Regions from separate parts of the Homo sapiens genome. Here regions 1 and 3 are each linked to region 2. Evidence: chromatin loops called from intact Hi-C (ENCODE). Cell type or tissue: gastrocnemius medialis. All regions are shown on one strand. Each heading gives the region's core, and the rest is flanking DNA. Links, peaks and the distances in the headings are about the cores only. Region 1 overlaps LOC107985675 (a long non-coding RNA gene). Region 2 has its middle 6.4 kb from the start of ANOS1. Region 3 overlaps LOC107985675 (a long non-coding RNA gene).

The links. Peaks named below come from ENCODE experiments on the same cell type or tissue, not always from the same donor. Only the 100,000 strongest peaks of a DNase experiment are listed, where the experiment ranks them.
Region 1: it touches region 2 in a loop (9-fold over the local background); 39 of 110 quality-filtered maps call a loop at or near these places.
Region 3: it touches region 2 in a loop (9-fold over the local background); 93 of 110 quality-filtered maps call a loop at or near these places.

Annotation. Positions count from the first base shown.
Region 1 is chrX:8,361,386-8,367,781 of GRCh38, reverse strand. All of the region lies in intron 2 of LOC107985675 (a long non-coding RNA gene), which reads right to left. Among named protein-coding and RNA genes, the nearest start is that of VCX3B, 100 kb to the left of the region's middle. In gastrocnemius medialis, for the core only: CTCF peaks have their summits at 2,671 and 2,871 (motif pointing left); a DNase peak (open chromatin) is centred at 2,815.
Region 2 is chrX:8,735,323-8,741,718 of GRCh38, reverse strand. No RefSeq gene overlaps it. Among named protein-coding and RNA genes, the nearest start is that of ANOS1, 6.4 kb to the right of the region's middle. In gastrocnemius medialis, for the core only: a CTCF peak has its summit at 2,920; no DNase peak of the experiment used is centred there; H3K4me3 peaks cover 379 bases; H3K27ac peaks cover 1,088 bases.
Region 3 is chrX:7,993,845-8,000,240 of GRCh38, reverse strand. The region is part of intron 1 of LOC107985675 (a long non-coding RNA gene); the gene reads right to left. Among named protein-coding and RNA genes, the nearest start is that of PNPLA4, 70 kb to the right of the region's middle. In gastrocnemius medialis, for the core only: a CTCF peak has its summit at 3,641 (motif pointing left); no DNase peak of the experiment used is centred there.

The DNA.
Region 1 (6,396 bases), core at 1,715-4,214, 370 kb after region 2:
AGGGCCAAATTCTCTGAAATAGAATTGCTAAGTCCAAACCAAATATTTGTTTGCACTTGAGGCATATCTTCATGCTGTCTTCCAGAAATGTGCAGCCTCCGAGAATGCCTTCTTCACTGCTGTTCTGTTGGTGTCATTTTAGAGCTGTTGATCTAGACCTCTCTCCTAAAATAATAATGCTGTTGGAATCAAAAGACAAAATATAGAAATTATAGGTCTCTTTCATTTTCTGTTTATACAAAGATGGGTTGATGACATCATTTGGCAATGGAGATCTGGGGAAAAAAAACCAGATAAATAGGTGCAAGCATGATGCTTTTAGATACTCTTCAGTGAGTATCTATAAAAGTTCTTCCCTGAATGGAAATTTGTCTCCAAAATAGGGTTCCTGTGTCTCTTCCTCTATCACGTTGCAACCTTTCCAAGGACTATTTTTGCTTAAACAATATATTCAAACATCGGAGACCATACTGTTAGAATCATAATTATTTAAAATGTACATATACTGGACTAACCAGTTATATATGCACTGTCTTTTTTATGTGTCATAAAACCAAAGTCCCATACATTCATAAAGTAGTGTACCCTATGCTGAAGCCCCTGTATTGTTAAATATACATATTGAAGCCCAAAAGGCTCAAAGAATTGACATCATACTTTAATATCACAGACTAACGTGGCTCTTCATGGAACCGGAGATATCAGTGGATTGAGTAGTTTCCACCACCACAAAACCTCATATGTCTTCATATCTGGACTTGGTGTCTGATACTTAAACCAGCTAAAAATTCTGCAAGATTTAACAAACAGCTTCCAAAGTGTTTTTTTTTTAATCCGTGATGTTTGCTAACTCATTCTAATCACCTTGAAGGTATGTACTTTACTCAGTGGAATCTCAAATGAGGTGCTAGGAGGTGGCTTGTGATCTGAACACTTTAGGAAGAGCTAACTTAATCACGAAAGTTTCTAAGTTTTTCTTTTTCAGCCCAACTTTTCTTTCATCCTGTCTTGTTTAAAAGATTTCACTTTCTTTAGACTGATGAGGATGGTGATTCAAGCCAAGAAAGTGTGGGTGGGAATTCAAAGCCTTGCTTTGTAACTAGAATGCAAATGCTATTCTAACATAATTTGAACCTGATTGAGCTGCCCAAATTTCAACCATCCTGGAGCAAAACACAGGAAATCTGTACCACAGCCAGAAAGATTCCCTGAATTCCAAACGGAAACAGAGCATTTCTCCATTTCTTGGAGTTGTACTGGGCCCAAATGTGTAGCCTAGAAAATAATGGTTAAATGTTGTTTTTGGACCAACTGTTGAGTTAGTTTTAAAGTTTCTACCAGAAAAAAAATAAAGAGAAAATTACCTACACATAAAAAGTTCCAAAATCAAATTGTCTTTTTGGCTTAACATTTTCTTCACATTATTTTACTGAAGTTTGTATTAACTTTTTCTTGAAATGAAATGTTCTATGGCTTTTGTTCCAAAAACTGTGAGTTTCCTTTCATTTACCCTGCTGTCACAGCATCCAAGAAAGAACATGTTACCATGATTGCAGCCCAGAAAGAACTGGTCCCTTAACTTTTGATAAGAACAAGAACAAAATAATAGACATCACTTTCCTATTTCTTCTTGAGTACTGGACACAATTCTGATTTTTTTTTTTTTAACTCAACCTTCATTTTTGGCTTCAATAACTTGAATTTGTAGTATAAAATATACTAGAATGGCTATAATCATAAAAGATAGAACATAATAAGTGTTGATGTGGATGTAGACAAATTGGAACCTTCACACATTGCTAATGGGAAGGACAAATGGTGCAGCCACTTTGGAAAATAGTTTGGCAGTTTCTTACAAAGTTAAAGACAAATGTACCAAGTGCTCCAGCAATTCAACTCCTACGTAGCTACCCTGGAGAAATAAAACATATGACTTGCACATAAATGTTCATAGCAGCATTATTGCTAAGAGCCAAACAAATGGAAACAACCCAAATGACCATCAGTTGACGCATGGATGAACAATATGTGGTATACCTATACAATGAAATACTGTGGAAGTTTGAGTCCAGGCAAAAGACAAACCATGCAGTGGGATTAAATAGGGAGAGTTTAATGTGAAGAATTATGAAGAGTTATAAAAGAGTAACTATAAGACATGCATGCATAGACTCGCCGGGCGTGGTGGCTCACGCCTGTAATCCCAGCACTTTGGGAGGCCGAGGCGGGCGGATCACGAGGTCAGGAGAGCGAGACCATCCTGGCTAACACAGTGAAACCCCACCTCTACTGAAAAATACAAAAAATTAGCAGGGCATGGTGGCGGACGCCTGTAGTCCCAGCTACTCGGGAGGCTGAGGCAGGAGAATGGGATGAACCCGGGAGGTGGAGTGGAGACTGCGCCACTGCACTCCAGCCTGGGCGACAGAGCGAGACTCCGTCTCAAACAAACAAAAAAAAAGAGTGGAGATGTTTGGAGATTTGGCCAGGCCAGAGTTGGTCTTGAGTTGCTGGGCAGACTGTGGGCCACATTCTAGAGTGCAGGTGAGAGGGCAGGTGATCGGCAACCACTGTGTTAGGGAGTCTGTGCATTGGAGTGGACAGAAGGTTCAAAGGGACACAGCCATGTGGGAAGTTTGAAGAAGGACAACAGCTTGATGTGTCAGACTCGGAAGGGAACTCTGGTTTCTCAGCTGAGAAAGCTGGGGAAATAATATTGCCAGGCTTAGGTGTCAGAGTTGCTGAAAGGCTGCAACCTGGGCCTATGGCTGGAAGAGGTGCCACCAGATGTCATAACCGCACTTCCGATCTCGCCCCCTGAGCCGAAAATTGCAGCCTTTCTTTTGCACTATCTCTCCAGCACCCTCTGCTGGGGAAGCTTAACGTGGTGCTCACGTTAAAGGAGCAGAGCTTCAATGGATCCCCTTGTTTATCTGAAAATATATTAAGGGGTGCATGGGGAGCTGATATCAATGTGTTATCAACACATTGATAACAGAAAAATTCTATCCAGCAATTTATAAAAAAGGAAAAAAGTATTGGCACCTCCTACAACATGGATGAAACCAAAGCATGATCCTGAGCAAAAGAAGCCGGTCACATAAAACCACATCCTGTAGGATCCGATTTATGCAAAATGTCCAGAATAAGCAAATGCATGAAGGCAGAGAGGAGACGAGTGTTTGCCAGGGGCTGGAGGGGAAAGAATATGGTGTGAGTAATAAAGGGTGCAGGGTTTCTTTTTGGCGTGATGAAAACACTTCAAAAGTAGATTACGGTGAAGGTTGCACAACTCTGTACATACACTGAAAAAACATTGAAATGTACTCTTCAAAGGGGTAAATTTGATGGTATATAAATTACATCTTGATAAAGCTACTGGACGAATTCACTATGTAAAAGTTTTTATTTTTAAATATTTATTTTTAGTTTTGCAGATTTGAGGGTACAAGTGCAATTTTGTTACATTGATATATTGTGTGGTGGTAAAGTCTGGGCTTTTACTGTAACCATCATCCAAATAGTGTACATTGTACCAAATAGGTAGAATTTCATCCTTTAACCCTTTTCCTACCCTCCCTTTGGAGTCTCCAACGTCTATTATTTCATTTTGTATGTCCGTGTGCACCATTATTTAGCTCCCACTTGTGAGAACGTGCAGCATTTGACTTTTTTGAGTCATTTCACTTGGGAAAATGGCCTCCAATTCCATCCCTGTTGCTGCAAAATATATAATTCCATTCATTTTTATGGCTGAGCAGTATTCCATGGTGTCTGTGTACTACATTTTCTTTATCCAATCATCTGTTAAAGGGCAGGTAGGTTGATTCTGTGACTTTGCTATTGTGAATAGTGCTGCAATAAACATATGAGTGCAGATGTCTTTTTATATAATGATTTATTTTGGGTAGATACCCAGTAGTGGGATTGCTGGGTCAAATGGTAGTTTTATTGTTAGCTCTTTGAGAAATCTCCATACTATTTTCCATACAGGTTGTATTAATTTACATTCCCACCACTAGTGTATAAGTGTTCCCTTTTCTCTGCACCCACACCAACATCTGCTGTTTCTTTACTTTTTAATAATAGCCATTCTGACTGGTGTAAGATGGTATTTCATTGTAGTTTTAATTTGCACTTCTCTGATGATTAGTGATGCTGAGCCTTTTGAAAAAAAAAAAAACTTTTTATGAGACGCCACTGTGTTTGAATTGACCATGTTGTGTTGCTCTTAACCCAAAGAAGAGAGGAGTTGGTAGCATCGAGAAAAATCATTTAGTTAGTGTTCAGAATTTTGTGTCAGCTAGACTTGGATAATTATAATAGTTTTAGAAGTCATGATGACTCTACATTTATTTGCTTGCAATGTGACTAAATTCTAATTTTATTTCTGTTCTTTTTTTTTTTTTTTTTTTTTTTTTGCTGTTACCTCTTTTTAATAGTTAGATATTTATATGGTACAAATCTCCGGACTCAACATATTAATTTCCATTAAGTCATCTTTCCTATTCTGGATCTTTTCTCCCTAGCTTAATAGTACACACTGAAAATAGGAGAAATCTAAATCTGTAACTCGTTTTGAGAGTGTTCCTGAAGTAAAAGGGTTGGCACGTGGAGTGACAACAGTAAAAGGCCAGTCTCCTGCCTTTTATCCATCCTTTTTCACTTAGGTGTGAGCTTAATCTTTCCAACATATCCTATTTACAGGCAGAAGAAAGGCTTTACATTGACTGACAACTGCAAAGGGCCATGTTAGACTAGGAGAAGGGAGGTTCGCTGTAATTAATAAAAACTGACCCACAGGAGTGACTGTTTGGTCCAATTCCATCCTGCAACAAACCCAAATCCAATCAGATGCACATGTTCTGGTGTGTGCAGTCTAAATTTTGCAGCAGTGTGACCTGATATGCAGATAAAGAGGACAGGGACAGATAGACCATGCATCACACCTGCTATATATTATTGGATTCTTATATTTATCAATATTAAACCTCTGTTTTGCCACACAAAATTGAATGTGATGTGTTTCTAATTCCCATAATAGATTTCTTCATTTCCATTTTGCAGGAGTAGCTTATTAAGGCTGGCTAGGCTGCCCGTAACCATGTGAAGTACTTCTGTTTGGTCTTTTAATCACTGCAGACATGGGATGCTGATTTTGTGAATAAAGAGCACAAAATGAATGGGGGTAAGATGTTAATGGGTCAAAAATCCATTTCCCTATTATGAACCAAGGTGAGAGGAGAATTACTAGCATGGCACTTCATTTAGAAGGCCATCTGCTGTGCATTGTGCCTGGGAAAGAAGGATGTTGCTGAAGTCACCAGGTCTGTCCTGGGTCAGAACTCATGTCCAGAGGTCACCTCTTGGAGCACAGTAGACTCATTTTATTTCCACTCTCTCCTCTGCCTCTGCAGCCAGCAAAACATCTTATTCTTTGAAATTCGCCAAGAGAAGGGAGAAAATAAAGAGACTTGGATCCATAGTCATCCTTCCATTTCTAAGCTGAAGAAGAATAGGGAGGGTTTTGTCTATGTCTTGGGCAATTAGATTAGCAACCTTGGAATGTGAGCATGGAATCTTTGTTCAGAGGGCTAAAATTCAGACATAGAGTAAGAAAAACTGAGATTTGAGAAAGACTTGTAGAAAGATTGTCCTGATGCAAAGAAGATGATATGAGAAGATACCTGGAAACTCAGATACACAGGGTGCAAAGCTTATGACTCAAGTAAAAGACAAATACCCTGCTGGCCTGACTAGGCTTTAGAAAAACAGAGGGATGCTCATTATCGATTAAGAACAAACCCAGAGTAGACTGAGAAGGAAGCAGACATATAACTTACCTGTTATTTTAGCACCAGAAAATCAGGACTCATGAAAAGTGGAGAGGTCTTTCCCTTTTCTTTTCTTTCCAAGTCTACCTAAATAGACTATGCAAACGCTGCTCTCTCAGTGCCTCTTGCCCATCCAGTAAACACTTCATGTGGATGTAGTGCTGGGCCCTTTTTGGTTACTGTGACATCTACTCCACATATATATTTGTTATTTAACACAGGCCTTCTAAAGATACAACTTCTTTACCCAGTTGCTTGACTTGGGGTGGAAACATCATGTACAAGACGGACCGTGGAAAAGATATTTTGAAGCAGATGGACCTCTTTAAAAGACTAATTTTAGATAGATTCAGAAAAATGCAAATATGTCATTTCATTTGACCATAGTATTAGCATCATATTTAACATTTCAGTCTGGACCATCTGGGGCTGATTCTTATCTTTAGAAATTTTATGGGAGCTATTTTGGCTCTGCTTGGGAAAGTTTTGGTTGAGTTACTAGCAGTATGAGAATCTAGTCCTGTTGCTGAAATAGAAAGATGATTTTTTTAAATCTCTTTTA
Region 2 (6,396 bases), core at 1,681-4,180:
AGACATGGGAAATCTAGGGATATGTGCTGTTTAGGAACAGGAGTTTCAAAGGAAGGGGTCTTGGGAATAAGTCAGTTCCATAAGCTCAACAAGGTAAGAGCAAAGCAGATGGGGAGATTTTTGTATCCTCAGCAAGAAGTAATTCCCTTGTCTGCTGAGTGGCTTGAAGACCACTGAGTGGGAAATCTTCTGGTCCAAAATGACAGAAAAGACCCGTGTTCTACTTTGAAAAAATGAACAACGATAATGAGGACAGGATATAACTGCTAATCTAGAATTCTGTTGTAGAAAGAGTATTCTCCAAAAATAAAAATGAAACAAAGACATGGCAATGCATCCCCTCAAAAAGAAATCTGAGGCCGGGCATGGTGGCTCACGCCTGTAATCCCAGCACTTTGGGAGGCCGAGGCGGGCAAATCACCTGAAGTCGGGAGTTCAAGACCAGCCTGGCCAACATGGAGAAACCCTTTCTCTACTAAAAAACACAAAATTAGCCGGACGTGGTGGCGCATGCCTGTAATCCCAGCTACTTGGGAGGCTGAGGCAGAAGAATCACTTGAACCCAGGAGGCGGAGGTTGCGGTGAGCCGAGATCGCACCATTGCACTCCAGCCTGGGCAAAAAGAGCGAAACTCCATCTCAAAAAAAAAAAAAAAAAAAAGGAAATCTGAGAAAATCTGTTTCCAATAGAACCATACTAATATATATATACAGTTGCATATATTTAACTTCTTCCAGCAGAAGGAATGATCCCAGATGGAAACATGGAAATATAAGAAAGAAGAAGCAATGTAAAGGATAAATAAATATTAAATCATAATGAATATTGAGTGTATAAAACAAAAATAATAAGGCTTGTAAAATTTAAATTATATAATTAGAATTAAAATGTACAAACTGACAAAGAAAAATAGAGTCTACAAATAGTCCTTGTACTTATGGAAATTTTGTGTATATATACATACAAAATTGTATCTATCTAAATTATCTATCTATCTATCTATCTATCTATCTATCTATCTATCTATCTATCTATGATGTCTTATAATCCCTTAATGTCTGAGTAGGCAGTTATGATAGTCATAACTTTAAAGTTTTTGCAGACAATGATAAAAAGTCTTTTGATTTTAAATAAACAATGAACATGTGCACCTAATCTTCTGAAAACAGAAAAGGGTTTAGATCTCTTTTCATTTCTTTCTTTGTGCATAATGCCAGGAAGCAGTAATTCACTGGGCGACATCCTACTAATATAAATGAGCTGACCATTTCTCCAATCACGCCACTGGTCTTCACTGGCTTCCTCTGTATCAGTAATTCAGGAGCATTTCTGCCTGTATGAATGCTCTCAACTGAATGCTTTTCCTAGCACCGTCCTCCTCCATATATGAAAAGCATTATGAACATTGAGATGCTGGAAATAAATTCCTCAGGGATAAATACCACCTGAACTCTCATCAATTCAGAATGGTAGCTACTAATTATTTGCAGGAGAGGAAAAAGAAAAGTGTTGAATACATATGGACACCTCCCCTTCAGTTTCTTTTTGAGCACAGAAGTTGTTACCATGTTGCTAACTACCTTAGCTATCTCAGGCAATGTCCAGAAAGACCAGGAAGAAACATTCCCATTAGGAATCGCCATTTAAACATCAAGTGAATCCCATTCACCATCTTTTTTTCTTTTCTGTTTTCTTATTATTTTAGAAAACAGGGTCTCACTTTGTTACCCAGCATGGAGTGCAGTGGTGCAATCACAGCTCACTGCAGCCTCAACCTCCCAGGCTCAGGCGATCTTACTTCAGCCTCTCTGGGACTAGGGGTGTGTGCCACTTGCCCTGATTATTTTATTTTATTTATTTATTTATTTATTTGGCAGAGACAAGGTCTTGTTATGTTGCCCAGGCTCCATTTACCATGTTTGATATTCAACTGTTGTCCATCTGTGTCCCAGTGAAACACAGATTGCTAAGAAAACAAAAGGCGAAGTGAACTCCTGGCCTTGGCACTCCATGGAACTCAAAGTCGACCTTTGATGTGCTACATAGTGCCTGAGGAGGGCTGGGCATTCAGAGTCCCAGAAACAATGAGGAGAAGAGACCAGAAGGGAGTCAGCTTTGCTCTCTGACTCTGAAACACCCAAAATTCAATCTCAGAGCGGAATATTCTCCAGTTGGTTCATGCTAGCCACTACAGAAAATCCTGGAAATAAAATATGTCTCTTTGTTTTGTTTTATTTGTGGTCCTAGGGGATGCTTTTTATTAGCTCCAGTGGATACAGAAGAGGAAACAGTTAGTTCATGCCTTAGTTACATTCAGAGGCCCTGCCCGCTTGGTCTTGGAGCAATGCAGGGCTTCCCCCAGGTTTCCAAACATGTTTATGTTCATCTCTTGGCTGTTGTCTCATCTTGTGCAGAGCGGCTGGCGAGTGTTGAAAGGTAGTTTCTGGGTCTTCTTCATGTTCTCTAAGGCAGCAGATAAAGCCTGTCAACTTTTTTTGCCCTTCTTTTCCCTGGCGTCAAATTTTATTCATATGTTCTCACATTTTACAAAATCTTAAAAAGCAAGCCATGTAGGAGCTGCAAAAAAAGTGGTTCCAAACAGATGCTTCCATAGATGTAATTCACAGTCCACCTTTGTCAGTTAATTTTGTAGGGAATATTTGGAAAGTGTTTAAAAGTTAGGAAAAAATTGTTTGAAACTGCTATACTAATCTCCCTAATTTAGGTCAGTGTGACTGTAGAGATGCAGGAACGCCTTGCAATATTGAAATCCACACTGGAAGTAATTAAGTTAGTGCTAAGTGAAAATGTGGCATGATTACCCCAGTCAGATATATGCTGTAGAGTGGACAGCTTTGTCCTAAAATTAGGTTATCTCACAGAGACGGTTCTGTGCTTTCCTTCCCGTTTTATTTAAATGGCCAGCGTGTGGCGCTGTCTCCTGTTAAAAAGCTGCTTTTGTAATTTCCAGCGGCTTCTCTCCAAATCGCTTGGTATTTATGTGGCTCAATGTCAATTTCAAAAGGCTTGAAAACATCAGAGAACAAAAACCCACTTAATACTTTCAACAGAATAGAGTTTCAGTAATTCTGAAGAGCACTTGTAGATTTATTTTCATGTTTAAACATGAAATTCAGAATAAACATGATCATTTATTTGAGCTTTGTTTAAAAAAACTGCTTCAAAAAAGTCTCATTTTACAAAATTTTAAGTACAAATTTTACTGAAAAGAACATTATGCTCTTCACATGAAAAATAGGCCACTCGAAAGTGAGAAATGTCATTTTTAATTAAAGTTATATCATTTAAGACTTCACTAAATTCATGCTTCTATTAATTTGTTTATGCTTCTCCAAATATTTTAGGGGCAAGCCAGTAACATTTTTGTCATACATTTTTGAAATACAATAGTTATTGTTTATATTTTTAATAGCCTCCCACATTTGACTTTAAGTATTTCTAACTATTTGTATGTTTTTCAATATCTACGGCTTGTACGGAGAATTTGACATGAGAGCCCTAAGTATTTATGGTTGCTTATAATAGTGTTGGTAATGTTAGAAGTAGGGTAAAATTAGCTAACTGCCTTGTCACTGGGGCAAGCGTTCATTTTACGGGCGTCAAGCAGCCTGTGAAACCACTGGGTTTCAAAAACCCACCCTCCTTGCTGGGTGCAGCATCTGTTCTGCTGTGTAAGACACCAGAATCAACAGAGGCCATCACATGTGCTAGAGAGACCGATTCATGGTGGGGCTCCGGGAGGGAAAGTGCACCCACAGCCGAACATCACCATTGCACATCACCATTCCCATCGCCAGACAATTGCTCTTGACACATGAAAATACGTCCTCTGACATACTTTATTTATTTATTTTTATTTTATTTTATTTTGAGACGGAGTCTCGATCTGTCACCAGGCTGGAGTGCAGTGGCGCGATCTCGGCTCACTGCAGTCTTCGCCTCCCAGGTTCAAGTGATTCCCCTGCCTCAGCCTCCCGAGGCTGGCTAATTTTTCTTTTTTTTTTAGTAGAGACGGGGTTTCACCACGTTGCCCAGGATCGTCTCGATCTCCTGACCTCGTGATCCGCCCGCCTCGGCCTCCCGAAGTGCTGGGATTACAGGCATGAGCCACCGCACCCGGCCTATTTTTTACTAATTATTTTAACTTTAGTAACGATTGCAGCCAGGAAAAATACCTTAGCAATTTCTTAGTCCAGACTCTCAGCACAAGTGTAAACAGGCAGCAAACAAATTTAACACTGATTGATGATGACATGACAATATGAAAGGGCAAAGAGACAAATTATTGAGAAGTGGTGGTAGTTAGAAATCATAGTATTTGACAATTTTTCGTATATTTTGCAAAGGAAGTTTAAATGTCATTAAAATAGTCTTTAGTGCACAAAAGTAATAGGAAACACAATTCTGAAACTTTGTAAAATCTTAGGAAACATCAAGATGACTAATAAAAGTGATCGCTTTAAACTGTATGGACTGCAACTAAATTTTTATAATCTCGTTGAAGGTGAAAAATGTGTTATATGCTAAAGTTATCCCCAAATAGGGTATCTAGCCTTGCAAGGTGATAAAAGAAAGCAGAAGACTGTAAATGGATGCGGTGGTCTTTTGTGTAAACTAGAGTGTATATTCAAAGACCCTATGCCAAAAGCAATCATTGTTATTTGTAAAATCATTAAATTGGCCATCGGGAACAGATGGGTACAGTACCATAAAGGTACACCTCATTCCTGCCTGAAACCATATTGCGAAAGATGAAAATCTGACATTTATCCATTCAGTTATTAATTGTATCCTGTGCTGTGCAGAAGAGAAATTAAGTCTGGAGGAGAAGGAAAGCGGTTAAAGAAGAGCTTTAGCGGAACTGAGCTAGCAAAGCCTGAGAACATTGCCTGAGAGGGTGGAAGTATGGGTCATGGCCAGTGAGCTTGCAGGGCACACTCCTTCATCTTGCCACTGTTGCTTTTCCTGAAGTGAACTGCAGTTTCTAAGGGAAGATGCACACTCTTGCATCATCAAATGGAGGCAACTAGAAAGGAAACTAGACCTCATCTGTGACTTTCTTCCCCTCACTTTACTTTCCCCTGAGAACCAAAACCAGGGACGATGTCGTTTTGTTCATGACTCCTAAATGCTGTCATATTTAAGTATTTGTTCTCCAAGTTTTGAGTGAGTTCTCATTTTGCTTTTCCAAGAGAGGCATGTCAGATAAAGATTATATTTGCTACCTTCAAACTTTATCCTTATCCAGTGTAGCTGAAAGCCCTTTAAAAAGGCAAGTTGCTTTCTGAAAAAAACAATGAGTCTAAGAGAGTCTTAGCTAAATGTACTGGAAAAATATGTCCATTTGATTGTTAAGAAATAGACTAGTATGTCCAATCCATATAAACACACATCTAAAAAAAGATACTTTAAACAACAGTAAATCATAGATGCTATTTAAATAAAATTTTTTGTACCATTTTTAATGGTTATGTACTTTTTTTTATTTGTTTGTTTTGTTTTTTGTTTTGAGACAGGGTCTGGCCCTGTCACTGAGGCTGGAACTCAACGGCATGATCTGGGTGCACTGCAGCCTCGACCTCCTGGGCTCAAGCAGTCCTCCCACCTAGGTTTCCTGAGTAGCTGGGACCACAGATGTTTACCACCTACCACCATTCCTGGCTAATTTTTGTACTTTTTGTAGAGATGGGGTTTCACCGTGTTGCCCGGGCTGGTCTCAAACTCCTGAGCTCAAGTGATCCTCCTGCCTTGGCCTCCCAAAGTGCTGGGATCATAGGCATGAGCCACCGAGTCGGGCTTCAGATGTACTTTTAAAATCAATTATCCCTCAAAGTGTAGTCCCTGGTTGAATTTGTATAGAATCACTTGGGGTATTATTTAAAAGCTGACATTTCAACCCTCCACCCCGGATATACTGACTCAGAATCTCTCAATTTAGGGCCCTGGAGTCTATGTTTAGTAAAGATTTCAGGTGTTTCTCATTCTCTGCAGAAAAACAGGAAAAAAAAAAAGAAAGAAAAGAAAAACCAATAATTAAAATACAAGGAAAATAATAATTTTTGGAAACTGTGAAAGAGGGCTTTATTTTGTGTGATTTCTCCAGAACCTGACCAAGACAACCACACATTTTGGTCTATCTTTGTTCATGTAGATATAAATAAGAGATAATTAAGGTGCTTTTCTACTCTCTTTGTTAAATGTGTGTTTGTCTATTTAAGTCAAACCAAAGTCAATGTGAAGTTAAATTCTTCTCTAGACAAATTCGGATCATGGGGGTCAAGGAGATTTGGAGAAAGACATACTAAGTACCGTCTTACTAGCTGCACCCGAGGGTCCTACCCCTTTATCCATCATTTCCTCAGCATACTCTTAGGG
Region 3 (6,396 bases), core at 2,638-5,137, 740 kb after region 2:
GGTATCATATTGTCACATTCTCCCAAAAAAATGTTTACTGTGCCATTCTATCTTTGTCTCTTTTCCCCCATTTTCCAGATATATTGGTAAGGAAGCCAGAAGTATGTTGCTTCAGAATATGTATTTTCATTTTTTTCTTCTCTTATGTTAGGAATGTAGACACCAGAAAAAATTCTTAGCTTCCTCAAAGGTTACTGTGACTACATTAGCACTGTTTTTCTCTTAGAGTCTAAGACTTAGGCTAGTGGTTATCTAAATTTAGTTCCCAGGATCAGCAGTAAAAGCATCACCCCAAAGCTTGGATAAAATGCAAATTACAGAACTCCACCCCAGATCAACGGAATCAGAAACTCTGAGTCTGGGCCCCAGCAATCTGTTTCACAAGCCTTTCAAAGGTCATCTAATGGTTTGAGAAACAATGTCTTGGATCACTAGTTTTCAAAGTCATTTTGTGGTAGAACTCACCTGAGAACCTGTTTAAAAATTCAGGCTCATCCTGATTCAATAGGTTGTGCCTGAGCATTAGAAATTTGTGCTTTTAGAAGAGCTCTGGTTGCTTCTAACTTAGGTAACTGGGGCAGGATGAGTGACTGCATGGTCAGTCTCTCTGCTGCATCAGCATTTACAAGAAATCCAACAATGACACAGCATGGGTGAAGGGATAGCTTTCATTGGAGACTGGGGTACATTCAAAAGCCAAGGTCAATGAGAGAAGAGAAACCACTGTTTCTGTCCATCCTCATCCTTCAGAGAGGTGTGCAGAGGACAGCATGGCTGGACACACCATGAGGGTCTAGGCTGGACACCCGGCCACCTGATTGCTCTCCTTTGTGTATAGGACAAGCATGTGGGCAACCTTATCAGTGAAATGACACACAAACTTCTTGGCTGTCTGGTCACCTGGAACTGGTCAGCAGCCATTTATAGCTGCTGGGCACCTAGAGACTCTGGAACCCAAGGGGTTGTTACAGGCCCTCCTGTCATGGGCAGCTGAGTTTGCATGCAGCTCCCTGCTAGAGGGTAGCGGAAGAAGTCCCCTGGTTCCAGGTGGCCCAGGGTCAATGCAATCTAGAGAGGGCAGTCAGAGTCATGTTAAAAACTTAGCTCACTGCACCTCAGCCATATGCAGACCATGCTTTCAGAAGTGTCTTCACAGACTATTACATAATCTCTAATCTTTTGGATTTCTTTGATAGGCTTTTTTTTTTCCATCTGCTGTCCTGGAAAAAAAAAATTATGGAAGGTCCTATTTTAGTCAGTAGGTCTGCTATAAGAAAATACTGTAGCCTGGGTGGCTTGTAAACAAAAGACATTTATTGCTCACAGTTCTGGAGGCTGGAAGTCCAAGATCGAGACTTGGCAGATTCAGTGTTTGGTGAGTACCTACTTCCTGGTTCATTGACAGCACCTTCTTGCTGTGTCCTCACATGGTGGAAGGGGCAAGGGAACTCTCTGGGATCTCTTATATGAGGGCACTAATCCCATTCATGAGGGCCCCACCCTTATACCTAATCAACCCTCAAAGGCCTCACCTCTTGAAACCATCATACTGGGAATAAGGATTTCAACACAGAAATTTTAGAAGACATAAACATTCAGACTATAACAGTGCTTTATTTCTGAGACTCTATTTCCTTTCTAATCCTTAACCCATGCCCCACTTCCCACTTCATGCTACATGGTTCTAGAAGTTCACATTATTAGAGTCTGAAATGAAGCACTCACATATGGCTATTAGTTTGATTTTTTTTTTCCATTTCTGGGTCAATGAAGGCCTTTTTGTGGGTCCATAAAGATATAGTCAAGAAGGTATATGAGGTACACTTCCTTCTTGCATGTTATAAATGAGGGTGGGTTGATCCCTTCCAAAGCCTCTACATGGAAATGATTTAGAAAATGACAGGCGTGGCTGTTGAGTATTTGCCTTTATAAGCCAGAGGGCACTGAATGCAAATTGAAAAAGCATAAATTGATTAAAGTAGAGCTAGTATTTCTAGAGGAATTTTAAAGGTGTTTCCCTACGAGGTCTTCATGCAGTGCAAATAGGTGCTCCAATGTTTGCTCCCAACCAATATTAATTCACAACCAAACAGGAAGCAGTGCAAGCACAAACTTTTGTTGCTTGGCAGGATTTGTCTCCATCTCAACAGTAAGTGGAACCTGGAGTCTTATTTCAAGTTGTTGTATACCTTATAGAATCTGTTGCATATCTAGAAAATATTGATACAAGTGTCTGAATATTCATTTGGCAAGCTATTGAGTTTTATTATAGAGTGTGGGCTTCATTATCCTCAACATTTTGTTGTATTTGTAAAGCTAGATTTTATAGAATGCTCTTTAAATTATTATAGAGAGAGGTACCTGAAAAGATGAACCTTCTCAATAATGGGGGGCAAGATTCTAATGCTCAGAAGAGTCAAACCAAGTCACAAGTACCCTTAAAAGACTGAGTTTTAAATGAGGTTCAGGAGGCATGCTATACATTAAATTCATCGAGTCTGTATCTTGAAATAAATTGCAGAAGAGGATTGGGAGGGTAAGTTAAACACTTTAAAAGTGGCCTCGACACATGAAGTATTTTTGTGATGTATGTTGAGTGAGGAAAGAACAAGCTACCCAGCACAAAGGCTTGGGTGCTCAGAATGAAGGCTGGAGTCAGGAAAGAAGAAGCCACCCAGCACAAAGGCTTGGGTGCTCAGAATGAAGGCTGGAGGGCATAGAGGAAGCCTTGTGTTGACACAGTTGTAAAAAGGCAACAGAGCACTAGCACCAGGCCATTAGATGCCTGCTTCTCAGGCTGCTTTTTGTTGAAAGTGCACATTACACACCCTTGCATGGATCCAGTGAATTAAGACATTGAGAAACAATTGAAAAGAGTCAATAAAATGAAGGCTTTCCCTGAGTTTATGGAATCTCTCAACTCTTAAGAACTCATTCTCCCTACTTTAATTGAACAGGAAAAGTCATTTTTGAATACGAATGTCAACAGAGGAGACAGAAAGTAACAAGCATTATTTTTCTGTTTGAAGTGAATAGTCTATTTGGCAACAATATTTCCACCTTGGTTCTTCCAAGAGGACAGGGGCCAAGGTATCAGGCATAGAGTTAAGCTCCTAAATCCTGTGAGGTGCTACAAAGTGAACCATTTGCCAAGGAATTTCCTCTTATCTAACTCAAGAAAAGCCCCAGTGCCTGTCCAAAGAGAAGGACTGGGGTGCTTCTGACACACCCACAGGGTGACCAAGTATGTGTGGTCAGGTATCACTCAAGGGTCTTTACCTAGAAAGGAAGAATTTAGCTGCATTCAGGATGATTCAGGATTTTTTGGTTTGGTGAAAATTAATAATAATGATAAATATATAAACTCCAGAAATCTAAGATATTATTTCACTAACTGAATACCTTTAAAAAATACTAAAAATAACAATCTAATGTTCAATAGTAAAAGTTAAATATCCATATTTGAATAAAGGACAAGAACAGTTGTTAATAGATATTACCACAAACAAAAAAGTTCATTTTTATACTATAGAAAATGTATGTTTAAACATTAGGTCAAGAAGGCTAGTATTGAATTTTTAACAGGGCAGTTCATAGATTGGTCTTTTTTATTGTCGGACAGTGCCACCTGCAGGAACAACTCAGGTTCTTCACTTCAGAGTGAAGGTTTTCAGCAATCTAATTTTCTTGTGTTCAGTTTGGTTATTTTTTAAGGTAATAGGCAGGTGAGAAGTCTGTTAGGCTATTTCATGTTGAAATCATATTACATTTGCAACACTTATTCAGGTGACACGTAATGTGCAAAAATAAATCTTTAGTTTCTTCTTAAGAAAATACTAAACCACATTATTAAAAATTCCTCCAAGGAAACTGTGACATTAGTGCAAAACTTACAATTATATGTATATACAAAACTTACAATGATATGTATATATAACACTTATATGTATATATAATCCATTTTACCTGGTTTTGGGTCTCATAAGAATAATAAATAATTTCTATTTCAGGAACTCTACAATGAATATGTAGACCGATTTATTGATTCATTTGTTTCTATTTTATTGTTAAATTGATTTAATCTTATCACAAATGAACATACCATTTTTACCCTCTTAACCATCTTTAAGTATACAGTTCAGGCCAGATGTGGTGGCTCACGCCTGTAATCCCAGCCTTTGGGAGGTGGAGGCGGGCAGATCACAAGGTCAGGAAATTGAGACCATCCTGGCCAACACTGTGAAACCCCGCCTCTACCAAAAATACAAAAAATTAGCGAGACTCTGTCTCAAAAAAAAAAAGTATACAGTTCAGTATTTAGCATATTCATATTGTTGTAAATCCAATTTCTACAACTTTTTCATCTTGCAAAAATGAAACTGTGTACCCGTTAAACAATTCCAAATTTCCCCTGCCCCACACCCTAGTAGCCCCCTAGGGTGCCACTTTCTGTTTCTAGGAGTTTGCCCACTCGAGATACCACATATAAATAAAATTATACAGTGTATGCCTTTTAAAAAATTGACAATATAAACTTTGAAAATCACTCAAGGTATTTATTCTTGCAGATACTGAAATGGATCCTGGAGGAAGGTATTTATTATGGATCAACACATGTGAAAAGGAGGAGATGGAAATAGGATGAGGTACAGGGAAAAGATGAGCTGCAATGCAGCCTTGAACCACAGGAGCTAGGGAGCAAATGTCTGTTAGTGTTGTCCTATGCTGGATTCAAATGACTGGGCTTTACATCCCTACATGATGCCTTCTTTGGAAGTGGGTCACCCAGGGAAACACGTGTCTCTCTGCAGCCAAAGGAACCCGAAAGGATCTGCCGCCTAACCATATACCTGCGGCTGGCCAGCAAGACCATCTTTTTTTGTGACGGAGTCTTGCTCTGTCACCCAGGCTGGAGTGCAGTGGTGCGATCTCGGCTAACTGCAACCTCTGCCTCCCAGGTTCAAGCGATTCTCCTGCCTCAGCCTCCTATGTAGCTGGGATTACAGGCATGCACCACCACGCCTGGTTAATTTTTGTATTTTTAGAAGAGACGGGGTTTCACCATGTTGGTCAGGCTAGTCTCAAACTCCTAACCTCGTGATCCACCTGCCTGGGCCTCCCAAAGTGCTGGGATTACAGGCGTAAGCCACAGCGTCCGGCCTAGACCATCCTTGAAGGATGATCTGGGTGGCATGTCATGAGTCCGCCACACTCCATCCGAGGCACCCATCTCTGTTTGGGGAACACTTCTCTTCAGGATCCCAGCAGGCTTCTCCTTCTAGGGGAAAGCTCAGTACAAACAGGTTAAGAGAAAAACCTGAAGCCCCAGTGCAACATCTCATCTCAGGATCACAACAGACATTCATCTCCTGTCTCCTCTCAAAATGCTTCTAGATCCCATACCCTTGGCTACCATTTCTGCTGGTCGTGACTTGAAGCAACAGAAGTCCTCACTCCTGGGGGTCACTGAGCTCAGGCACTATGTTCTTTGAAATCCAGGGTCGTTGTCCCTGTTCATTTTGGTCACAGTAAATCCTGAGGTGACACCCTTCTTCCTCCCTGCTCCATTGTGTAACAGCATCATGATCTCTTCTAATAATGAAGGTCAAGATGGCAACACTTCTACTTGCGTATTGGAAACAATGAGCCTGAAGTGCCCAAGCAGCCTCTGTTGCTTATAAAATTAACAGGGTTCTTTCCTATCCCCTGGCAAATATATGCTGCCTTTGGGGGACTAGTAGTACCTCTAATTCTGCAGAACTAAGAGTTGCAAGGACAGGAAGCACAAGGTCCCTCAGTGGGTCACTGGGAACAATGGTGAGTGGGGACCTTTCTACTTTTATCTCTTCGCTTCATGACCCATGTAATCTTCTCACTGGAGACGTGGTGCCATATTCAATCTTTGAATGTATAGACCACACACTGAAGGAGAGCATCCTACCTTCACAGGCAGCCTGACAACTGTCTAGTCAGTCATTCATTTATCTTGTCCTTTGACACTTGTGTATTGTCCAGTCTTTATCTGATACGTAGCCAGTGTTTAGCTTCTTATTCCTGAGCTCGCCTGCTCTCAGATTCCTGCCCTGATATTGTTTTCCATTTTTGCTCACAGAGTCAGGGTCACTGTGTGAAGTTGTGCAATTGTGCACTGCCCAATACCAGGGGTGTGCTTTGTGCAGGATTCCTCTGTATGAACAGTTCCTCTAGGAGTGACGCCATTCTTACTGGTTGCAGTATGATGACGCCATCCCCAGTGAACAATATTTCTAAGTCAATAACAGTAGTTCAGAGATGCCTTTTCATATTGAGAAGCTGGTGTTTGGAGAGAGACAAATGAATCTTATTAGTGATTTTTATCAGGACAAATCATTATCTAATATTTGGCTACTGGAAATG